2 separate regions of the Homo sapiens genome follow, and region 1 is linked to region 2. A link is an interaction called in ENCODE POLR2A ChIA-PET data of the cell type or tissue named here. Cell type or tissue: OCI-LY7. All regions are shown on one strand. Links, peaks and the distances in the headings refer to the core of each region. The heading gives the core; the rest is flanking DNA.

Region 1 (17,960 bases), core at 6,011-10,010, 110 kb after region 2:
TGAACCAGTCGGTGTTTTGCGATTAAAAACACACAAGGACGGCTGGGCGTGGTGGCTCACGACTGTAATCCCAACACTTTGGGAGGCCGAGGAGGGCGGATCACCTGAGGTCGGGAGGTCCAGACCAGCCTGACCAACATGGGGAAACCCTGTCTCTACTAAAAACGCAAAATTAGCCGGGTGTGGTGGCGCATGCCTGTAATCCCAGCTACTCAGGAGGCTGAGGCAGGAGAATCACTTGAATCCAGGAGGTGGAGGTTGTGGTGAGCCAAGATCACGCCATTGCACTCCCGCCTGGGCAACAAGAGTGAAACAAAACAAAAAAACAAAACAAAAACAAACACACACACACACACGGACAAAAAGGGAGCAATATGTAACTGGTGTCAATATAATCTGTGTTTGTCTGACCCAGTGGAATCAAACTCTAAAAGGTGATTCTTAAGCCCAAAACAAAATTATATTTATCATCATGATGTGTTAAAGAAAAAAATCAGTCTTGCAAGTGACCAATGAAATAAAGGCATCTGATTTTTTTCAGTACTAATGATACCTCCTTAAAATCATTGTTTTCTTCTACAAGACCAAAAGGTACAGGTAGTGAGTACCTGATCTCTAATTTTATCCTGTGGCTAGCGTGGTGGCTGGCACATGGGAGATGATCAATCAATACCTGATGAACCCTGAGCAGGAGTGCAGAACGGTGAGAAGACCAGAGTTAGGGAGGAACTGAGTAGCCACTACTATCGCAATATCATTACATAGAGAACACCCGCAATGAAGACATCAAGTTAGGACAATACGCAGTATCCCAGTCAAAGTCCACAGCTATGCATGTTTCTTTTGAAACTTCAAAATGTGCATGGAAAAGAGGAGTGGCAAATATCATTCTTTCTTCACTTCTCTGTTTTGGACTGTGGAAGATTATTGACTGAGGCTGTGTTCCTTCCTGTGTCTCTTAAAGTTACCGTAACCAGCACCTTTGTAGCCGGTATCCTTGGCTACAATCACAGGATACAAGAATAGAATGATATCTATCTATGTATCTATCTAATCAATCAATCAAATTGGGTTTCAAATAATTTGGGTATATATTCTTCTTCCACCCTAAAATGAATGGCTGCAGACTCATTTATGTTGTTAGAAATTAAAACGACATCACCAGTATCTAGCCAGTGACTGGTAGATTGGCACACTAATATTTGTCACGTGTGGATGAACACCACCAGAATTTAGAGAAGATATGTTCAAACTTATTTTTATAAAGTGCTATAAAGGAAAGTCTCATGACATCATATTAGAATCAGATTTTTTAGGCTGGGTGCGGTGGCTCACGCCTGTAATCCCAGCACTTCAGGAGGCTGAGGCAGGTGGATCACCTGAGGTTAGGAGTTCAAGACCAGTCTGGCCAACATGAGGAAACCCCGTCTCTACTAAAAATACAAAAATTAGCTGGCTTGGTGGCAAAACACCTGTAATCCCAGCTACTCAGGAGGCTGAGGCAGGAGAATTGCTTGAATCTGGGAGGTGGAGGTTGCAGTGAGCTGAGATCATGCCATTGCACTCCAGCCTGGGCAACAGAGCAAGACTCCGTCAAAAAAAAAAGAATCAGATTTGGAGAGAGCTAGCCAATTCCATGGGACTTTGTGGTAAGGAACAATACCAACCTTCTGCAAACTTGTATCTTTATTAAGCAAAGTGTTCTCATATGTGTGTAACTGCATCTGAAAAGAGACGAATTTAGGGAAGGCCGTTGGGACATTGCTTTGGTAAAAGGACAGTGCCATAAAATCATTCCAGTAAGATGTTTCTGAAGCACCTTTAACATGCATGTACTTTTCACTTTACAAAGTACTTTCCCTTCCAACTCTAGAGGCAGGCATCATTGCTCTCATGTTACCAGTGAGGAAACCAAACTCCACACTACCCAGAGACTCACCCACCCAATGTCGCACACTGTCAATGGCAGAGCTGAGCCTGGAATGCAAGTCTACAGCTCCAGCCAAGTGCCCTTCCCACCATTCCACACTTAACATAATAAGGGAATGTTCAGAATCTTCACTTTTTTGGTGAAAATAAAAAGTCTAGATACAATATGAACATAGAGATTCCATGAGGACACATAGAAGACTCTTCCCCTTTTAAAAACATAGTTTAGCCTGGCATGGCGGCACATGCCTGTAGTCTCAGGCACTCGGGAGGCTGAGGCTGGAGGATGGTTTGAGCCCCAGAGTTCGAAGGTGCAGTGAGCTACGATCACACCATTGCACTTCAGCCCAGGTGACAGCGCAAGACTCTCATCTCTAAAACTAAAATTTAAATAAAAAAAAAAAACATATTGTAACAATGCTTAAGATTTCTTTTAGCTAAGTGAACATAAAGGATATATCAATTTATTCAAATCAAAAGCAAGCTTGTTGGCATATGCTGCTGCATATTATAGAATGAATAAATATGTATATTGACTGAATTGAGAACCTGGAAAAATAATCATCATGGTCAGAAGCAGAATCATCACCATAATCTTATACACTGGATATAATCACATCATCATCTGAATTTATAGCAAGCTTGTGGGATAGGTACAAACATCACATCCATTTAGTAGATGTGAAAATTTAGACTTAGAGCTTGCCTGAGGTTATAAAATTTTTCAGTAGAAAAGACAGGATCTGAACCCGTGTCTTCTGGCTCTTTCCACTGGTTTATCACAGTTGTGTTTTGCAAAGACAGCCACTCCTAGTGTAGAATTAATTTTAATGTCTAAGAAGGCTGGGCATGGTGGCTTACAGCTGTAATCCCATGCTTTAGGAGGCCAAAGTAGGAGGATCACTTGAGGGAAGGAGTTCAAGATCAGCTTGGGCAACATAGCAAGACTTCATCTATACAAAAAATTTAAAAATAAATTAACTGGGCATGGTGGTGTGCCTCTGTACTCCCAGCTACTTGGAGTTTGAGATGGGTACATGTGCACAACGTGCAGGTTTGTGATGGGAAGATCACTTGAACCCAGGAGTTCAAGGCTGCAGTGAACTATGATAATGCCACTGCACTACTGCGCAGGTAACAGAGTGAGATCCCATCTTTAAATTCACAAATTAACTGATTATTTGTTAGTTAATTTTTAAAAAATTGATGTTTAAATTATAACTGTTGTTTTACATATATATGTAAACACACACATGAAATGTTAGTTTCTGCTAGGAAACTGGAAAACTCTACATCAGAATGTAGAAATTTAAGTATATCATCATTTCAGACACATACAACAACAAAATATTTCTCAAATAAGCCATTAGAGATGACAATAAGCATGACACAAATTCATGAATTTACTAGTCGTTGTCATCTGTTTCCTGATGAGAATGTGTGACAGATAACAAAAATATGTATGAAATATAGACTTTTTAGACACTATCTAGACAAAAAATATTTTTGTAAGGTATAATTTCTTAATATAATTAGGGATAAATTTTTCCCATCTCTCCTCATTTTTAGCATTAAGAAGGTACATTATCTCAGGTTGAGGTTGGTAAACTACAAAAAAATAAAAATAAAATTTAAAGAAGGTACAATATCTGAAATATTTCCTGATTTAGAAATAAATAAAATCAGACACAATTAAATTAAAAATTGCCATATAATATAAAAAGATAACAAATCTGGGCAAGAATGTAGAGAAATTTGAGCCCTCATGCACTGCTGGTGGAATGTAAAATGGTGCAGCCACTTTGAACACAGCCTGGCAGTTCCTTAAAAGGTTAAACGTAGAAACAAGGCCAGGCGTGGTGGTTCACCCCTGTAATCCCAACACTTTGGGAGGCTGAGGCGGGCAGATCACTTGAGGTCAGGAGTTTGAGAACAGCCTGGCCAACATGGTGAAATCCCATCTTTACCACAAATACAAAAATTAGCTAAGCATGGTGGCGCACGCCTGTAATCCCAGCTACTCAGGAGGCTGAGGCAGGAGGATCCCTTGAACCTGGAGGCAGAGGTTGCAGTGAGCCAAAATCATACCACTGCACTCCAGCCTGGGCAACAAGAGCAAAACTCTGTTTCAATAAATAAATAAATAAACAAACAAACATAGAAACATCAAGTGACCCAGTAATTTCACTCCTAGGTATATACCCAAGAGAAATCAAGACATATGTACACATAGAAATTTGTATACAAATGTTCATAGCAGACGATTCATAATAGCCAGAAAGTGAAAACAGCCTGAACACCCATCACCTGATGAGTGAACAAACAAAATTTGATATATCCATATAGAATATTATCCAGCCATAAAAAGAGGTGTAGTACAGCCGGGTGCAGTGGCTCATGCCCGTGATCCCAGCACTTTGGGAGGCCGAGGTGGGCAGATCACAAGGTCAGGAGATTGAGACCATCCTGGCTAACATGGTGAAACCCGGTCTCTACTAAAAATACAAAAAATTAGCTGGGTGTGGTGGCGGGTGCCTGTAGGCCCAGCTACTCGGGAGGCTGAGGCAGGAGAATGGCGTGAACACGGAAGGCAGAGCTTGCAGTGAGCCAAGATTGCACCACTGCACTCCAGCCTGGGCAAAAGAGCGAGATTCTGTCTCAAAAAAAAAAAAAAGAAAAAAAAAGAGGTAGTAATACATGCTATATCATGGATGAACCTTAAAAACATTATGCTAAGTGAAATCAGCCACACACAAAAGGCAACATATTATATGATTTAATTTATATGAAATGTCCAGAATAGACAAATCTATAGAGACAGACAATAGATTAGTGGCTGCTTAGGGTTGGGGAGAGGACGGTGGGTGGGGGATGGTAAAAGGGATTTCTTTCAGGGTGATGAGAATGTTTTAAACTTGATTTTGGAGATGGTTGTACAACTCTGTGAACGTACTAAAACACACTGACTTGTATACTTTAAGTTGATGAAATTTAAGGCATGTGAATTACATATCAGTAAAGCAGTTGCCAAAAAAAAAAAAGAAGGAAAAGGAAACTAGCTTTTATATAACTCAAATATTTTGTAGACTAAAAGTTTCAGAATTTATAACCAAAGTTTAGTTTGTCAATGAGGCATAGACATTTTCATAAAATAATACTGGTTTGACAGAAAAAAAATATTTTACCAGTATTTGGGAAGTGCTTACTTGGTGCTCTGTCTCAGTTTTAGACAAGTCTTCAATCTTCTTTTCCAGTCTGTCTATATCCATGATGTTCTTGAAATTCTAATGTAAAAGATAGTATTCTTGGATTTAGCACCAAGAAAAATAAAAGATGAGGACAAACAAAGTCTCTTTTAGGAGGTGGTATTTCATCACTCTCAGTATTGCCTTTTTATCTTCCATTCAACCTCAGCCACTACTCCCATAGTCATAAATTCAAACTTGTTATTACCAGTCACTGCAGCCCCTCCATTACCTTAACTGCAAGCATCCCACCGTTCAACAACCACCTCTTGGCTTTCCAGATTACTTCCTCTATACCCACAAACCTTCAATCCCCCCTGGAACCCGCAATCCATTGATCCGACCACCTTTTCATTATCCTTCAACCTTCCCATGAACTCAGACCCCTCTTTATTTAGCTTCAGTTCTTCCCTGGGCAATCATTATAATCATTCCCTTCCAAATGCCTCCATTCCCTGCCTAACTCCTGCTTCTTAGCATTTACCTAGATTAGCTTACCACCCACTCCACACCAGCACCCTTTCAGATGAACATGCTTAAAGAAAGCATGAACAGATAGGTCACAGGTTTAATTCATGGCCTTTAACCTCAGTGTTTACTGGTGATCATATCATATCATCCTGGTATATTTATACTGCCTTTTACCTAAATCAGGGGGTGGCAAACTATGCCCAGCCCCCTCACTCCACCCCTAAAGACCAAATCTAGCTGACCACCTGTTTTTGTAAATAAGGTTTTATTAGAGCACAGCTGTGCCCATTCAGGTACATACTGTCTATGACTGCTTTCACAATACAAAGGCAGAGGTAAGTAGTTGACACAAAGGTCATTTTTGTGGCTAGCAAAGCCTAAAAATATTTACAATCAGGCCCTTTACAAAAAATTTTCGAACCCCTAGCTCATTTCATTCCTTCTCTTTCCTCAAATTTCCAATAACCCCTCCAACATCCTCACTCTCAGCTGATGACTTTGCTTTGTATTTCACTGAGACACTAGAAACAACCAGAAGAAAATTTCCTTCTTACCTGAAAACATAACAAATATCTTTGGATATATTACAAAGCATTTCCTGATCCAAACACTTCTGTCCACCTCCACTGCAACTACTCAGTCCAAGCCCCCATCAGCTTTTGACTGGATCATTGCAAAGACCTCTTAATTGGTCTTCCTGCTTTTTCTCTTGCCCCGCTACAATGGATTCTAAACCCAGCAGCCAGAGTTGTCTTGTTAAAACGGAATTAGATCATATTACTCCTTTGCTCAAAACACTTCAATGGCTCCCATCTCACTCAAGTGTTTTTTTTGTTTTGTTTTGTTTTGTTTTAAAAAAAGACAGAGTCCTTAGGATGCGTGTGTAAGCCCCTTGTGTCTGGACCCTCCAGCTCTTGGCCTGCATCTCTTGCTACTTGTTCACTTTGCTCCAGACACTCTGGCCTTGCTGTCCCTCCAAAATAGCAGGCAGGCTGCAGCCTCACGATTTTCAGCTATTTCTTCTGCCTGGAAGGCTCTTTCACAGATAAACCTCCTTTCCCAGTTTTGAATCAAAGGATTAGCTTCATAAGGCTGCTTTTCCTAACCACCCTAGTTTAAATTGCACTCCTCTCTGCCTCAGTTCTGTTTTCTGCTTTTCTTTTCTCTATAGCTCTTTTTACCGTCTAACATACTAGTTCCACATGAGCTATTTTGCTAAGCTCATATAGTCAGCACTTAGAATAGCTCTAAGATCTTCCAATGAATACGTGTTGAATGAACAAAATGAATGAATGAATAAAAGTGAATCACTACCCAAACCATTGTGATGTTACTCTTCACAATGCATCAGATTTTTACCTCCCAAAGGAATCTTAGCTAGTGACAACACTTATATTCGTTTTCTAATGTAAGTCAATAATTGCAATGCTATTTCATGATGAAGGGCTTTCAATCTTCCTTCTATCTCAATTCTGAACTGGTTTGGTACAATTCTTTGATACGTGTCACTCATCTAAATAAGAGGAGAAAAATATCTTACATTAGTAGTTTAATTGTAAATCACTAGTTTCACAAAAGCCTGGCCTTGTGGCTATACCAGCTCTGAATCTAATATAGGCTTTCTTTCCAAACTTTAATTGTTCCTTTCCAATCCACTATGAAATTTTAAAATACCCACTTGGCCCACATTTTGAATAACTCTCCAGATTGTGCTGCATAGCTTCATAAATACTTCTGATAGCCTCACATAAAAGCAAAATTTAAAAACTGGCATACTACTTGATATTCAAATGGTGTCTATTATAAAAGGAATTTTCCCAGCAAAATAGTAACTTGCTAGTAGCTTGTTCCCTGTTCTTCCAATGCTTCAATTTTGTTGCTTTAAAAAAATTATATTCTTTTTCTTTGAGATTATACTAATATTTCCTAACATTTATAAGCTACATTGTGGTTTACCAAATGGCTTCACGTGAATTATCTTAGTTAATCTCGAAAATAACTCCATGGCATAGGTACTATTAGCCCAGAAAAGATAAATGGTTTTTCCAAGGTCCTTTTTTCAGTGAATTTAAGATCTGAATCGTAGACTCAAGACTCTTGCCACTTTGTTCAATGGAATTAAATGGAAAATGATTAGATAACATCCATACTTTCCTTCTTGATTTGGATATTTTTTAGATGGGTTCATTGTATTTCATCTTAAATTTGAATTTCTTAAATCCCATTTCTTCCAAGGATAATTGCAAAAGTAACAGTTTCTCTGTTCAGACATGAAAATCCCATCCATTCCTCCTCACTTGTAATTTGACAAGTCAACCTGCTCTCTGGCCTATAGGAGGCTATATTTACATGATTTTTATTTAACCCACAGCCATAAACCACGATGATATGATTTGCATGTTTGTCTATGCCAGTGTTTAACGATTCTGACATACCTCTTCCTGTAGAATCCGAATCTTAAGAATCAGAGCCCGGTTTTCTGTCTCCTAATTCATTGTGAGAAAAATAATTAAAATATATTTAAGATGTTTATGAAAATACCACATATTTACCTCCAAGGCTGACATTCTCTACCAACTTTGAATGTAGCATTCACCTATCACAAATGAGCCTACTCTGAAAATATTTTCAATGTGGGGTTAAGCCTTGGCCTACAGGTACTTGGGGATCTAAGTGAAGTCATTCTCCTCCTGGACTCAATGTAACTATGGTTGTTAGGGAGGAAAAGACAAAAGAAACAAAAAAGTAACAACCTGGCTTCTTTCCCTGCTACTTCATTTATGACAGGTAGTTGTAAACTCAGCTATTTAAATAGCACCTTGAAATCACAGAGCTCTAGAGTTCTATTTGAAGCTGTGGATATTCTCAGATGCAACATCATCACAACATATGAGCATCAAAAACTGTTTTACAATTAACAGCCTCAAATTCAGAACCATCAGAAAAAAAAAATCAATATATTTCAGGACAGGCTATTTGCCAAAATGTTAACAGTAAATTTCAAGGGTAGGTTAAGAATTTTGCAAAACTTTTTATTTGTTAATATGCATTTCTTTATTTTTATAAAGTAAATAGGTATTACCTTTATAATATAAAAATGAAAGAAAAAATATCTCAAGCTAGGATTTCATTGACACAATAATAAACACCTGCTCCCCATCCATGTACTTAAAATCTGAATACCTGAGTTCAATTCTGGCCCTACTTTTTCTTTTTTTTTTTTTTTTTTTGAGACGAAGTCTCGCTCTTGTTGCCCAGGCTGGGGTACAATAGTGCGATCTCGGTTCACTGCAACCTCCACCTCCCGGGTTCAAGTGATTCTCCTGCCTCAGCCTCCCGAGTAGCCAGACTTACAGGCACTTGCCACCACACCTGGCTACTTTTTGTATTTTTAGTAGAGACAGGGTTTCACCATGTTGGCCAGGCTGGCCTCGAACTCCTGACCCCAGGTGATCTGCCCACCTCAGCCTCCCAAAGTACTGGGATTACAGGCGTGAGCCACCACGCCCGGTGGCCCTACCATTTTTTAAAAAATTGACAGATAAATAACATCATGTGCTTTTACCATGTATAACATGATGTTCTAAAGTACATATATACCATAGAATGGTTAATTTAGCTCTATCATTTATTAGACAATTGACTTTGAACAATTAAAAACTTCCTCTGGACTTTATTGCTCTATTACATTTTTTAGTACACAAAAATATAGCAACTTCTGTTTCTACCTTACAGATTTTCTGTTATTACCTATGAGATGAAGTATCAACTAAATCTTTTAAAATTATAAAACACTACAAAATGCAAATGATTAGGATTCCGTATCTAGGACTCTGAACTTTATTTTTATTTATTTATTTATTTTTTGAGACCAAGTCTCAGACACCCAGGCTGGAATGCAGTGGTGCAATCTTGGCTCACTGCAGCCTCCACCTCCTAGGTTCAAGCAATCCTCCCACCTCAGCCTCCCAAGTAGCTGGGATTACAAGTGTGTGTCACCACGCCTGGCTAATTTCTATATTTTTAGTTGAGATGGGGTTTCACCATGTTGGCCAAGCTTGTCTTGAACTCCTGACCTCAAGTGACCCACCCGCCTCAGCCTCCCAAAGTGCAGGCCAAAATTCTGCACTTTAATCAATAGCAATTTAACATTACCAATTCCTAACAGGAAAGAAAGGACATTGAATGCTTTACATGCGCTAGCTCATTTATCCCTCCCAGCCCTAGGGTAAGTAGTATTGTTATCTCCATTTTATCTAGGAGGACCCACGGGCTTAGAGTGACTATGTGGCAGGGCTAAAGTCACACAGCCCTTGGAGCCGGAGCTTGAAGGAAGGCAGTCTGACTCCCAAGCGTGGGCTCTTGACCAGTTCTCTCCATTGCCTTCAGTTAGAAGCTCCTTAGTGGTCCCAGATTGAGTCTTTCCTATAATGCATCCATATAGACTTGCAGGGTCACAAAAGACCTGGCATTCAATGATCTAGTCCCCATATTTTACTACTGAGGCAAGAGCTAAGCTAAACAAAGTTATTTTGTTTGTGGGAGGTCATAAGGGACTGCCACAGGGCTGGAACCAAGTCTCTCCAAGATTTAGAGACTCTAAAAACAGTTTTGCAACTGATACCTGAAACAAATTAGTCGGAATGACTTTCAGCCACTCCTTACCATAGTTAATGATACTAGAGTACTGCTGGCATCTATCAGGATTTTGAAGACTATTACTAATTCTTTATACAACAGTTGAACCTTCTCAATAAAAATGATCACTTCTCTGGCATCTGACTTAAAGTTTAGTCTAAATGACTCTTTTGCTCTGAAATTATAAGCCTGTGCTTATTTAGCATAAGGAATGATTTATGGAGCTTCTCAGTAACCTGCAAGTACTGAGATAACTGTTTTTTTTTAAATCTGAGAAAAAAGGTGAAAGTTTCACAGATTTTTTTTAATTCAAGTGGTTTTTAGTATCAGATATTTTTGAATTCTCCTATCGACTTTAGGAGGCATTCCAGATATTTTCTGGGTTTTCAGAAACTATTGTGAATGTGACTGAGAAATATGTAAAAAATTTAAATCTTGATTGAAAAGGAGGCCAAGCACAGTGGCTCATGCCTATAATCCCAACACTTTGGGAAGCTGAAGTGAGAGGATCGCTTGAGCCTGGGAGGTCGAGGCTGGAGTGAGCCACGATCCTGCCACTGCACTCCAGCCTGGGCAACAAAGCAAGATCCTGTCTCAAAAAAAAAGAAAAAAAGAAAAAAAAAAAAAGAAAAGAAAGAAAGAAAAGGAAAACACAGATTTAAAAAAATCCTACCTGCCTTTACTTTTCTAAAGTGTTACCAATTCATTCATCAGGATATTGACTTCTGATGTTCCACCGGATAAGTCCTCTTGTATATTTCAGTTATGTAAATTATACGCCAAATTCAAAGTACTATAATAGATGACTTACTAATTGTTTGCTCTGGGCTACAATCATGCTCTTCTGCTCTTCTGAAGCATTCATACTAAGTTTCAGTTCCTCCAGTTCTTCTTTTAACAGATTTGTTCTCATAATAGCCTGGTGGGCACTGTGGGGGTGGGGGGAGAAGGCCATGAGCAAAACCTCAAATATAACCGTCAAAGACACTAAGAACAGCCAAGGACTATTTTGGACCCAAGTTGAAAACCACTAAAGGCTTAAACCAGATGCCCGCATAGTAAAAATATACCCATGATCTTTCAGTCCTTGGAAAAGGAAGGAATTTGGAGAAAATGGGGAGTGGGGAATGGAGACTATGGGGAAAACAGACAAATGTATTCCTGAAGCTAAAGATTTAGAGGATCCCTTTGAAAATCATCACTGGCTGAATTACCTGGTTCTTTCCCCCTACTAAGAAGATGTAATGTTAGTTAATGCAGTTCCACAAATATTAATTGAATAATACCATGTTCTAGGTGCTCTACAATGCAGGCTACAATGGTGAACAAAAGGGACATGGTCCTTGGCCTTATAGAGCTTACATACTATGGAGGGAGATGACAACTAAACAAATAAATAATTACCAAGTCTCTATATGACATATTCTATAAAGAAGTTTATCATACTGTTGATTATAACAAAGCATTGGAAAAAAAACCTAAACATCCACCAACAGGAAACTGATTAAATGAATTATGGTAATCCATATCATGAAGTTACCTACCTGTAGCTCCCGTTAGATTATAGACTGTTCCCTTAGGAACAAAGCCTTCAAAGGAGATACAATTTTTTTCCTAAGAAATTACATTGATCATTTAACAAATACTAATTGAGTGCTGAACCTGTCCCAGGCACTGTGCTAGGCATTGAAGAAGGGAAGAATGACTGAATCCGGAGAATTCTACTCATCTGGAGTTTATAGCCTAGTGGGGTAAACAGACAATCATACTGACAATACAGTATGATAAGAATCAAAAGAAATAAGGGTTTCTGGCTTTTAGGTAACTAGAAGGAAAGTAGTGCTGTTCTACAGTAGGTATTCTACTAAGCACTAGGCTAAACAGGATGAATATGACATAGTTCCTCCCATCAAGGAGGTCACAGTGATATAAACAGGAGGCAGGGAAACACTAGGTAGAAAAGGGCAGGGTTCCTGGCAAGGGTTCCACCCTCAAACCTGGACCCATGGCCTTAAATGAGAACTTCGCATCCCTGATTTCCCACCTGAATGCTGCCTTTTGACCCACCATGCCCCCTATCCTGTACCCACAAAAACTCCAAGCTCCACTGGCAGAGGAGCAGAGCAGTGTGGAAGAGAAGGAGAGAAGAGAAGAAGCTCTGAACATCAAGAGGAGAAGAGGCAGCTGGACATCAGAGACTAAGGTCAGAGAGAAGTTTGGCCAGGGACTGTCAGAGAGGAGTTTGGCTGGGACAGCTAAACTCCAGGGGAAGATTATCTTTCCACACCATCCCCTTTCCAGCTCCCCATCCTGCTGAGAGCCACTTCCACCACTCGATACAATCTCCACATTCACCATCCTTCAAGTTTGTGTGACCTGATTCTTCCTGGATGTTGGACAAGAACCTGGGTACCAAGAGGGTAGGGTGTAAAAGGCTGTCACCCTGATCCTCCACTGAGCTAGTTTAACTCTTAGCTGTCCATAGATGGCAAATGCTAAAAGAGTATTGCTTGTAACACATGCCCTCTGGGGCTCCAGAGGTTGTGGGCAACCCCTAGATGCTGCCACAGGCTGGTATGGGGTTTGTTCCTCCTGGCACCTAAAGGCACTCACCCCAGCTCCTACACCTGCTCACCTGCATGCTCCCCCTCCTGCAAGGGGTTTGAGCATGGCAGCTGAGCCAACAAGCCATCCCGGTTGCAAGTCCCACGAGGCAGTCAAGGGAACCCTCCCACCTCAATGGTTAATACAGAAAACAAATTACACTATGATGGGACAATTGGACAATATCAAAACTAGGTTGCGGGAACCCAAAGGAAACAGACAGTCTTCAGAAAGGATTAGGGGAAGGAGAAAAGAGAAAGACACGTGGCTTAATTTTGTAGACAGTGGCATTCTGATTGCCCATCTGGATTCTCCAGCCTTTCTGTCCATTATGTGAGTTACTTAATTCCTTTCTGATATATTTCTTGACTGCTTATTAAACCAGAGTTAGATTCCAGTGCTTGCAACCAAAAATCCTGACCAACATATTCATCCAAAGCAGTTTTGTTAAAGAAACTTTGAATTTTTATATTTCAGTTAAATAATAAATAAGCCAATTGTGAAATGAAGAGGACTTGAGGTAAGCAATTTTTTTAAAGATTAGTTTGGAGACTGGACTGGACAAGGTCAAAGATTTTGAGGATGAGAATGCTTTAGTGAAACATATGACTGGGCACAGTGGCTCCCCCTCCTGTAATCCCAGCACTTTGGGAGGATGAGGTGAGCAGATTGCTTGAGACCAGGCATTGTAGACCAACCTGGGCAACATGGCAAGACCTTGTCTCTACAAAAACACAAAAATTAGTCAGGCATGGTGGCATGCACCAGTAGTCCCAGCTACTTGAGGGGTGGGGGGTGAGGCCAGAAGATCACTTGAGCCTAGGAGACGGAGGTTGCATGCAGTGAGCTGAGATCGTGCCGCTGCACTACAGCCTGGGTGTCAAAGTGACACCCTGTCTCCAAAAAAAAAAAAAAAAAAAAGAAGAAAGAAAGAAACATTTCCACTCAAAAACTCCTGCACAAATGTTCATGGCAGCATTATTCCTAATAGCCAAAGAGTGGAAACACTCCAAATGTCCATCATCTGAAGAATGGATAAACAAAATCTGATATATCTATGCAACTGAATATTATTCAGCCAAAAAGAAATGAGGTAGAAATACACGCTACAACATGGATGAACCTTAAAAACATTATGCTAAGTGAAATAAGCTACACACCAAAGTTCACATATTGTATGATTCCATTTATATGTAATGCCCAGAATAGGCTAATCTACAGAGACAGAAAGTAGAATAGAGGTTTCCAGGGTCTAAGAAGAGAGGAAATGGAGCATGCCTGCTGGTAAGTATGGAGTTTCTTTTTGGAGTGGTGAAAATATCCTGGAATTGGATAATGGTGATAATTGCACAACCTTGAGAATATACTCAAGTTTTTTTTTTGTTGGTTTTTTTTTTGAGACAGAGTCTTGCTCTATCACCTAAGCTGGAATGCAGTGGCACGATCTTGGCTTACTGCAACTTCTGCCTCCCAGATTCAAGCGATTTTCTTGCCTCAGCCTGCAGAATAGCTGGAATTACAGGCTCGTGCCACCATGCCCAGCTAATGTTTGTATTTTCAGTAGGGATGGAGTTTCACCATGTTGGCCAGGCTGGTCTCAAACTTTTGATCTCAAGTGATTCACTTGCCTTGGTCTCCCAAAGTGCTGGGATTACAGGCATGAGTCACCATGCCCAGCCAGAGAATATACTCTAAAAACACTGAATTGTATACTTTAAGAGAATGAATTTTATGCTGTGTGACTCTCAATATTTAAAAGGTTTTTTAAAAAAAGAAAAAAGAAATGAAAGTTCCCCGCACACTGGACCCCACTGTGGCTCACCTTTTTACCTGAAGGCGCAATTCGGTACAGTCCTCTGATAACTGGCTGTTAGTTTCTTCCAGGGTTTCTAAAGCCAACTTAAACTTATTATTTTCTTCCTCAAGTTTTCTTTTGTTGAAATGAAGGTCTGCTACGTAGGCAATCAAATCAGACACCTCTCTGCAAGTAAAAGAATAGATGAGAATAACCTTCACATCACTAATTCCTTCTAATAAAATAAGGTATACGGTTAAACAAACCAAACTTTGATATTCTGGTGAGTTTTTTTTTTTTTAACTTTACCCTCATCTGTCATCATAAACATAATTAATGTATATAATAAATAGCTATTCAGATTTTATTACAATAGCATCAAAGATGTTTCCCAAAATTTCCAAGTAGCCATCATTTGCCAGATGTAAAATCAACTTCTACAGTTTTTGTTGATTCTTTTCCCCTTCACTCTCAACATTTGTCTTCTAAACGAAGAGTTCCTATTTCTGCCTGGAATATGAGAGATCCTGAAATAAATGGACACAATATTCTTTTTTTTTTTTTCATTTTTTGAGACAGAGTCTTGCTCTGTCGCCCAAGATGGAGTGCAGTGGCACGATCCTCCGCCTCCCAAATTCAAGCAATTCTCCTGCCTCAGCCTCCAGAGTAGCTGGGACTACAGGCATGCACCACCATGCCCAGCTAATTTTTGTACTTTTAGTAGAGATGGGGTTTCACCATGTTGGCCAGGCTGGTCTTGAACTCCTGATCTCAAGTGATCTGCCCGCTTCAGCCTCCCAAAGTGCTGGGATTACAGGCATGAGCCTCTGTGCCCAGCCTATATTCTTTCAGCGAAGGGATCTCGGCAGGTTTACCTAGGAAACAGTTCCTAGAGTCTTATCATTGTAGTCTGAAGCTCACAATTCAGTACTCATCTTTCCTAATGTTTTGTATAACTTGTCAATGTTTATGAGCATCATTTGCCATGATATCAGTTCACAAATCCTTTAAGATTCTGGACTGTGTGTTTCATGGAGCCCCAGGTCTCTTTTTCTTTTTTGCTATCTTATCCCGGGGCTCAGGTTGAGAACATAGTTCCCACTCCACTTTTCTTTTTTTTTTTTGAGATGGAGTCTCGCTCTGTCGCCCAGGCTAGAGCACAATGGCACGATATCAGCTCACTGCAATCTCCACCTTCCGGGTTCAAGCCATTCTCGTGTCTCAGCCTCCCAAGTAGCTGGGATTATGGGCACGTGCCACCATGCCCGGCTAATTTTTGTATTTTTGGTAGAGACAGCATTTCACCATGTGGGCCAGGCTGGTCTCAAACTTCTGACTTCAAGTGATCCATCCGCCTCGGCCTCCCCAAGTGCTGGGATTACAGGCGTGAGGCACCGCGCCCAGCCCACACCACTTTTCTTTACGGATAAACCTGAAGTGGCAAAGATAAAATAAAGCAGAGGCAGAATCACTCTCCTTAATACCCAAAACTTACACATGTCGTGGAAAACAGCTTTTCTCATTCATGCCTAAAAGATTCTACTAAAGAAGTGCTTTAAAATAATTTCCAAAAGAGTGTAAGGTCAATATCATAACCCTACTTCAGGTGGAACTTTTCCCTACAGAAAGCACAGGAAATTAATGAGGGAGAAGGGTTTCATGAGAGAGCAAGTGATTTTGGATTACTAGTCATACGAGAATTTGTGTTCCTAGTGAAACTGTTTCTAATGCAGGCATTATTAGAATCAGTGAAGAATTTAAAATCAGTTATGCTAGCTCTACTGCAAAAAAAGAGCAAAGTGACTTCATTGTAACTGAAATACGTAGATTTATGAAATAAACAAGAAAAATGAAGTTGAAACACTTGCGAAAGCAGAGTAAGAAGGCTTACAAGACTCCTTTAGATGTTTCTCCTCCCAAAGCCTCGAAGCTCCCCAATGTAGAATCTGTTATATCTGTGCTCATCTTCACTGAAACACATACAAGAGTTTTATGAAAAAAAATCATTTTCTACAAACCGTAAGAAAACAGAACAATCCTGAAGAAACACATACATACTTGTTCCATCTGATTTTATGCCATCCTGTTCACAAACAGAATCATCGATGATGCTGCTTAATCTATGATTCACTCCTTCCCTGTAGCCAAAAAAAAAAAAAAAAAACAAAACCAGTGAGCTAGGATTCTTTGCCTGACCAAGTTTTGTCTTTTTTTTTTTTTTTTTTTTTTTTCAGATTTATGCTCTGTACTTTCCTTTTTAGGTAATTCCTTCTGAGTTAAAAAAATATATATTCATTCAACAACTATTTGGAGCTCAATACTATGCTAGGTACTTAGAGTGATAGAAAATAGTCTGTGTTCCTAGTGAAACTGTTTCTAATGTAGGTGGTACATTAGGCATTACCTCCACCATCCATACACTTTTACCTAATATGAAAAAGAAAACTCACAGGCAGCGTATGATTAGGAGATGTGGGGTCTCGGTGGATTAGGAAATAGACATAGGTTGGACTGGTAAGTGGAGACTTGTGGAGGTTGCAAGATCATGGGGCTTAAGAGATTGAGAAGGAAATACACGAACAATGAATACTTTGGGATACATTGACAGGGATACATTTTCCCTTTCTCATGGAGAATCAAATAGAACCTCGACTAATTTTACTTTGGGCATTTTACTTCTGGAATCTGGGAAACCCTCTGTACAGGCTGTGTAGCACACACACTCTAGCTTGAACTGCAAAATAAACATATTAACATTTCAACCATTTCCTTTCAGAGTCCTATATTATAATTTAAGTTTTGTTACTTAACCTAAGCACCAAATCCTCAAGCTTCTCTCTGGAATAGCCACAAAATTCAACAAATATATGTTTACATCTCATTGTTTGTCATTGTGAGATGTCTGTCACAAGTTGGGGGAATGAAAGAACTCACACAGAGTTCTGACTATTCTCGTGTTCACACCTATCCCCATTTCTGAGTTTCTGCTCTTATCTTCTGTATTTCTAGCGCCCATGATTTTTCCTTTACACTTGTTATAAAAATGTTTTTTCTTTTGTCTTCATGCTGTTTTATAATTATTAATATTTTTATTATACAAACATATATTTTGGAAATATTAAATTCTTAAGAAAACAAAAAATTAGGCCGGGCCTGGTGGCTCACGCCTGTAATCCCAGCACTTTGGGAGGCAGAGGAGGGCAGATCACGAGGTCAGGAGATCGAGACCATCCTGGCTAACACGGTGAAACCCCGTCTCTACTAAAAAATATAAAAAA
Region 2 (4,000 bases), core at 1-4,000:
AGGGGTTATACCCCAATATAAAGAATTTGTACACATCAGTGAGAAGACAATTTCTTAATATAAAATTAAGCAAAGGACATGAGCAGGCAGCTGAGAAAAGAAATACAACTAGCCAAAAATGTACTGAACCAAATAAGTAATCAAATTAGAAAAAAGATGTCATTTGTTTTCCTATCAGATTGAGCAGGCAGGCGTCTTCACATACCGTTATTAGAAGTGTAAATCTGTACAGTCCTTATTTGGTACCATGTAAACATGCCTATGATTAGTGATTTAACTTATAGTAATTTATTATTAGAAAATAATAGAACAAAATAAATAAAAATGATTGTGCCAAGATTTTCATTGAAGTTTTTTATAGTAGCAAAAACAGTCCACAAATTAAAATAATTGTAAAGTATCCAAACAACACTAGTTTGTTTGGATATTTGGATATTTTATCATTTAAAATGACACAGATTTATATACTTTTCTATAGAAAGATCCCTAAGCTGTATTGTTAAATTTTTTTTAAAGTTAAAACTCTATTATCAATATGATTCTGTTTTTATGAATGCACAGAAAAAATCTAGAGGCCTCTTTACCAAAGAGTGGCTATCTTTTGGTGGTGGGGGAAAGAACGTGAGAAGGATGGGATGGTGGTATATTATCAGTGATTTTTTTACTGTCTATACTCTATTGTGTTATTTGAATTTTCAATAAGTAAGTACTGAACACGCAATACTTTCCTCATAGGAAATGAAACGATGTATTTCCCATTTTGGCTTTAAAGGGGGAACGTTCATGATAAGCCTCTGTGCTGAGGTGAAATTCCCTTCCTCCCATCACACGAATAATCCCTGTACCTAACTTCTACTTGTCTTCATTCAAGACTTACCTTAAATTTTACCTCCAGAGAATCCTCCGTCTCCTCAGATTAAATCAGATGTCCCTCCACTATGCTCTTGTCATTCTGTTTAATTATTATAATTGTTGCCTTAAACACTAAATTATGATCTTGAGGGCAAGAATTTCTTGAGAGACTTCATATTTAAGCAGAGAGCATAGAGCTCATGATAAGGGCTCAATGAATGTTTATTGAATGAAGGAAGGAAGAAGTGAATGAATGGATGTTTAAATGATGAAAAGCAGGCCCTGACTTGGGTCTGATTTGTTGTGAGCAGCCTACATAAATTGGGCAATCCAACCACTATGCTCCTCAAAGTTATCCTGTCTTTTGAGAGATACTTAAGATCCTCTTCATTACAGTTGGGTGTGCTGGAGATCACTTCTGCTACCTTTACGGATTCTGCAAGCTGGTTACTGGGGATTCTTGGGACTCTCTCCTCTGCAGTTCTGATCCTCCACCCCTTTAGTGATCCGGCATAGTATGTGGTAATAGGAAGACTCTTGCTGTCACTACTTCAGCCTTAGGAAAGGTGTGCTCCTCCCATTCCAGTTGGAACTCAGTGTGTGTGTGAAGCAATATTTACAGACAGTGTAAAGTTATGTTTGTATTCCTATATAATCACAGCTACAGGAGAACTAACATAACCCTAAATTTCATTCATAACACAATTTGTGTGTGTGACAAAATGTATTCTAAATGTTTTAAACTGCCATATAAATTCATGATACTCAACTTTTTTGTCTATGTGTATAAATTAGGGACTACATGTAAGATCAGTAGGCAAACTTAACTATGTTTTGGATTTAGAGAAAAAAGTTCTCTATTTTTCCAGCTTTTTTTTTTTGGTTGGGGGTAAACTGCTTACCTCACAATTTTAGGTTGGCATATTTTATTATAAATCTTACATCATTATATCTTTATAATGACTTTAGAGACTGATGCAAGGCAAGTATGATATAATAATGCAGGCAATTATGGCCCAGAACATATGAGTTATGTTTGATATGTTAGGTAATCACAAATAACAAGTATTTAGTATTTTGGTCATTTAAAAAATTAAATCTCTTACATTAGATGATGTACACATTTTCTTTTTCATGAGTACAGCAAGAAGTTTGCCACTAGAGGGCTCTTAATACCACATTTTAGTTCATTTAAATGTGTAATACTAATAATATTATAGGTATTGGGTAATACTGTCTTCCCAATTACTATATCATGCAAACTTTTTAGAAAAGCCTAATTTAAGTGTAGCACATTTGTGAGAAATTTTTTTTCTAATGAGAATTACCTTCAGAACTACATTAGTGATCTAAGGGGCATGCATTATAGTATGTGGGTCTTTGAACTTTTAAAAGTTAAAGTAGTCTCTGGCTTTAAGATAGTTTAAGCAAACATATACAGGATTTAACATAAATATTTTATTTTATTTTATTTTATTTTATTTTATTTTATTTTATTTTATTTTATTTTGAGAGGGAGTCTCGCTCTTTCGCCCAGGCCGGAGTGCAGTGGCGCTATCTCGGCTCACTGCAAGCTCTGCCTCCCAGGTTTATGCCATTCTTCTGCCTCAGCCTCCCAAGTAGCTGGGACTACAGGCACCCGCCCCCGCGCCCGGCTAATTTTTTGTATTTTTAGTACAGACGGGGTTTCACCGTGTTAGTCAGGATGGTCTCGATCTCCTGACCTTGTGCTCTGCCTGCCTTGGCCTCCCAAAGTGCTGGGATTACAGGCGTGAGCCACCGCGCCCGGCCCATATAAATATTTTATATATGTAATGTATATGTTATTGGCAAACATTTACCAAATACCTGCTATTGATAAGGGATTCAACACGCTCTTGTTTTTAATGAGCTAACAATCTTGTGGATTAGAAGAGTAACAGTTACCATATCTTCTAATATATGCAATGAGAGAGATTCTACATGGGGGTTAAGAGATCAAAATAGGCTGGGCGTGGTGTCTCATGCCTATAATCCCAGCACTTTGGGAGGCCGAGGCAGGGGGATCACCTGAGATCGGGAGTTTGAGACCAGCCTGACCAACATGGAGAAACCCCATCTCTACTAAAAATACAAAATTAGCCAGGTATGGTGGCAGGTACCTGTAATCCCAGCCACTCAAGAGGCTGAGGCAGGAGAATCACTTGAACCTGGGAGGCAGAGGTTGCGGTGAGCTGAGATCATGCCATTACACTCCAGCCTGGGCAGTAAGAGTGAAACTCCATGTCAAAAAAAAAAAATAAAAATAAAATAAAAATAAACCCAAAATAAAAACAAATGAACAGATTGGAAGTCTTCTCTCATGAGGTAACATGAGCTGAATCTTTTGGTGTAGCATGGAGAAGTTTAGATAGGAAGGAAAGGAAGTTATTCTGGTCAGAGGGAAAAGTATGGAGACATGAAATAGCCTTAGTAATTTGGGATGTTTTGTGATCATCGTGGATAAATTAAAAATCCATGGGAATAAGTTATATAAAAAACCTAGCATCAGAGCTCCTTAACATTCAACAACCTTTAATGTGCCACAAATGTATGTTTTCAGTGCATTTCCAGGTCATACCCTGGGAGTTGTTCTCATTTCCTTACTCACTTACTGAATATTTATCATACGCCTACCTCTATGTGGTAGGCACCATTCTGGCCCTCGGGAGGATGGCTAAAGAACAAATAAGGCTCCTTCTCTCATAATTTACATACAAGTTAGGAGAAATCAACAATAAATAAGAAAAAGTAGAAAATACCATATAGTAATCATTCATGCACCAAATTAAACAGGATTAAACTGGGAGTGACTTTACATTGGGTAGTTAGGGAGGGCCTGTTTGATGGGGTATTATTTAGCCGAGACCCAGATGACAAGAAGGAATCAGCTATTTAAAATGAAGGTAAAAATAGTCTTCAGGCACAATTATTGCAGAAGTCATAAAACAGAAGTGAGAAGGAAGGCCAGCGACTGATGTATGATGGGCAAGAAGCAAAGTGGTATGTAATAAAGTTGGAAAGGGAGGCAGAAGCCAGATAAAGTCAGGCTTTGCAGGCCAGAGTGAGAATTTAGGCTTTTATTGTAAATGTAGTGGGGAGCCATTAGAGGGTGGTAAGTAGGAGTGTG

Evidence for each region. ChIA-PET counts read pairs that join two places held together with the same protein. Peaks named below come from ENCODE experiments on the same cell type or tissue, not always from the same donor. Only the 100,000 strongest peaks of a DNase experiment are listed, where the experiment ranks them.
Region 1: POLR2A ChIA-PET joins it to region 2 with 6 read pairs; 4 of 35 experiments call an interaction of 5 or more read pairs at or near these places.

Annotation. Positions count from the first base shown.
Region 1 is chr12:25,014,042-25,032,001 of GRCh38, reverse strand. It overlaps a transcript of IRAG2 not described here. Among named protein-coding and RNA genes, the nearest start is that of LINC02909, 26 kb to the right of the region's middle. In OCI-LY7, for the core only: CTCF peaks have their summits at 7,768 and 7,974; DNase peaks (open chromatin) are centred at 6,351, 6,571, 6,861, 8,011 and 1 weaker place; H3K4me3 peaks cover 2,904 bases; H3K27ac peaks cover 4,000 bases.
Region 2 is chr12:25,128,899-25,132,898 of GRCh38, reverse strand. The region is part of intron 9 of DNAI7 (dynein axonemal intermediate chain 7); the gene reads left to right. Among named protein-coding and RNA genes, the nearest start is that of DNAI7, 64 kb to the left of the region's middle. In OCI-LY7, for the core only: CTCF peaks have their summits at 1,805 and 2,008 (motif pointing right); a DNase peak (open chromatin) is centred at 2,008; H3K27ac peaks cover 679 bases.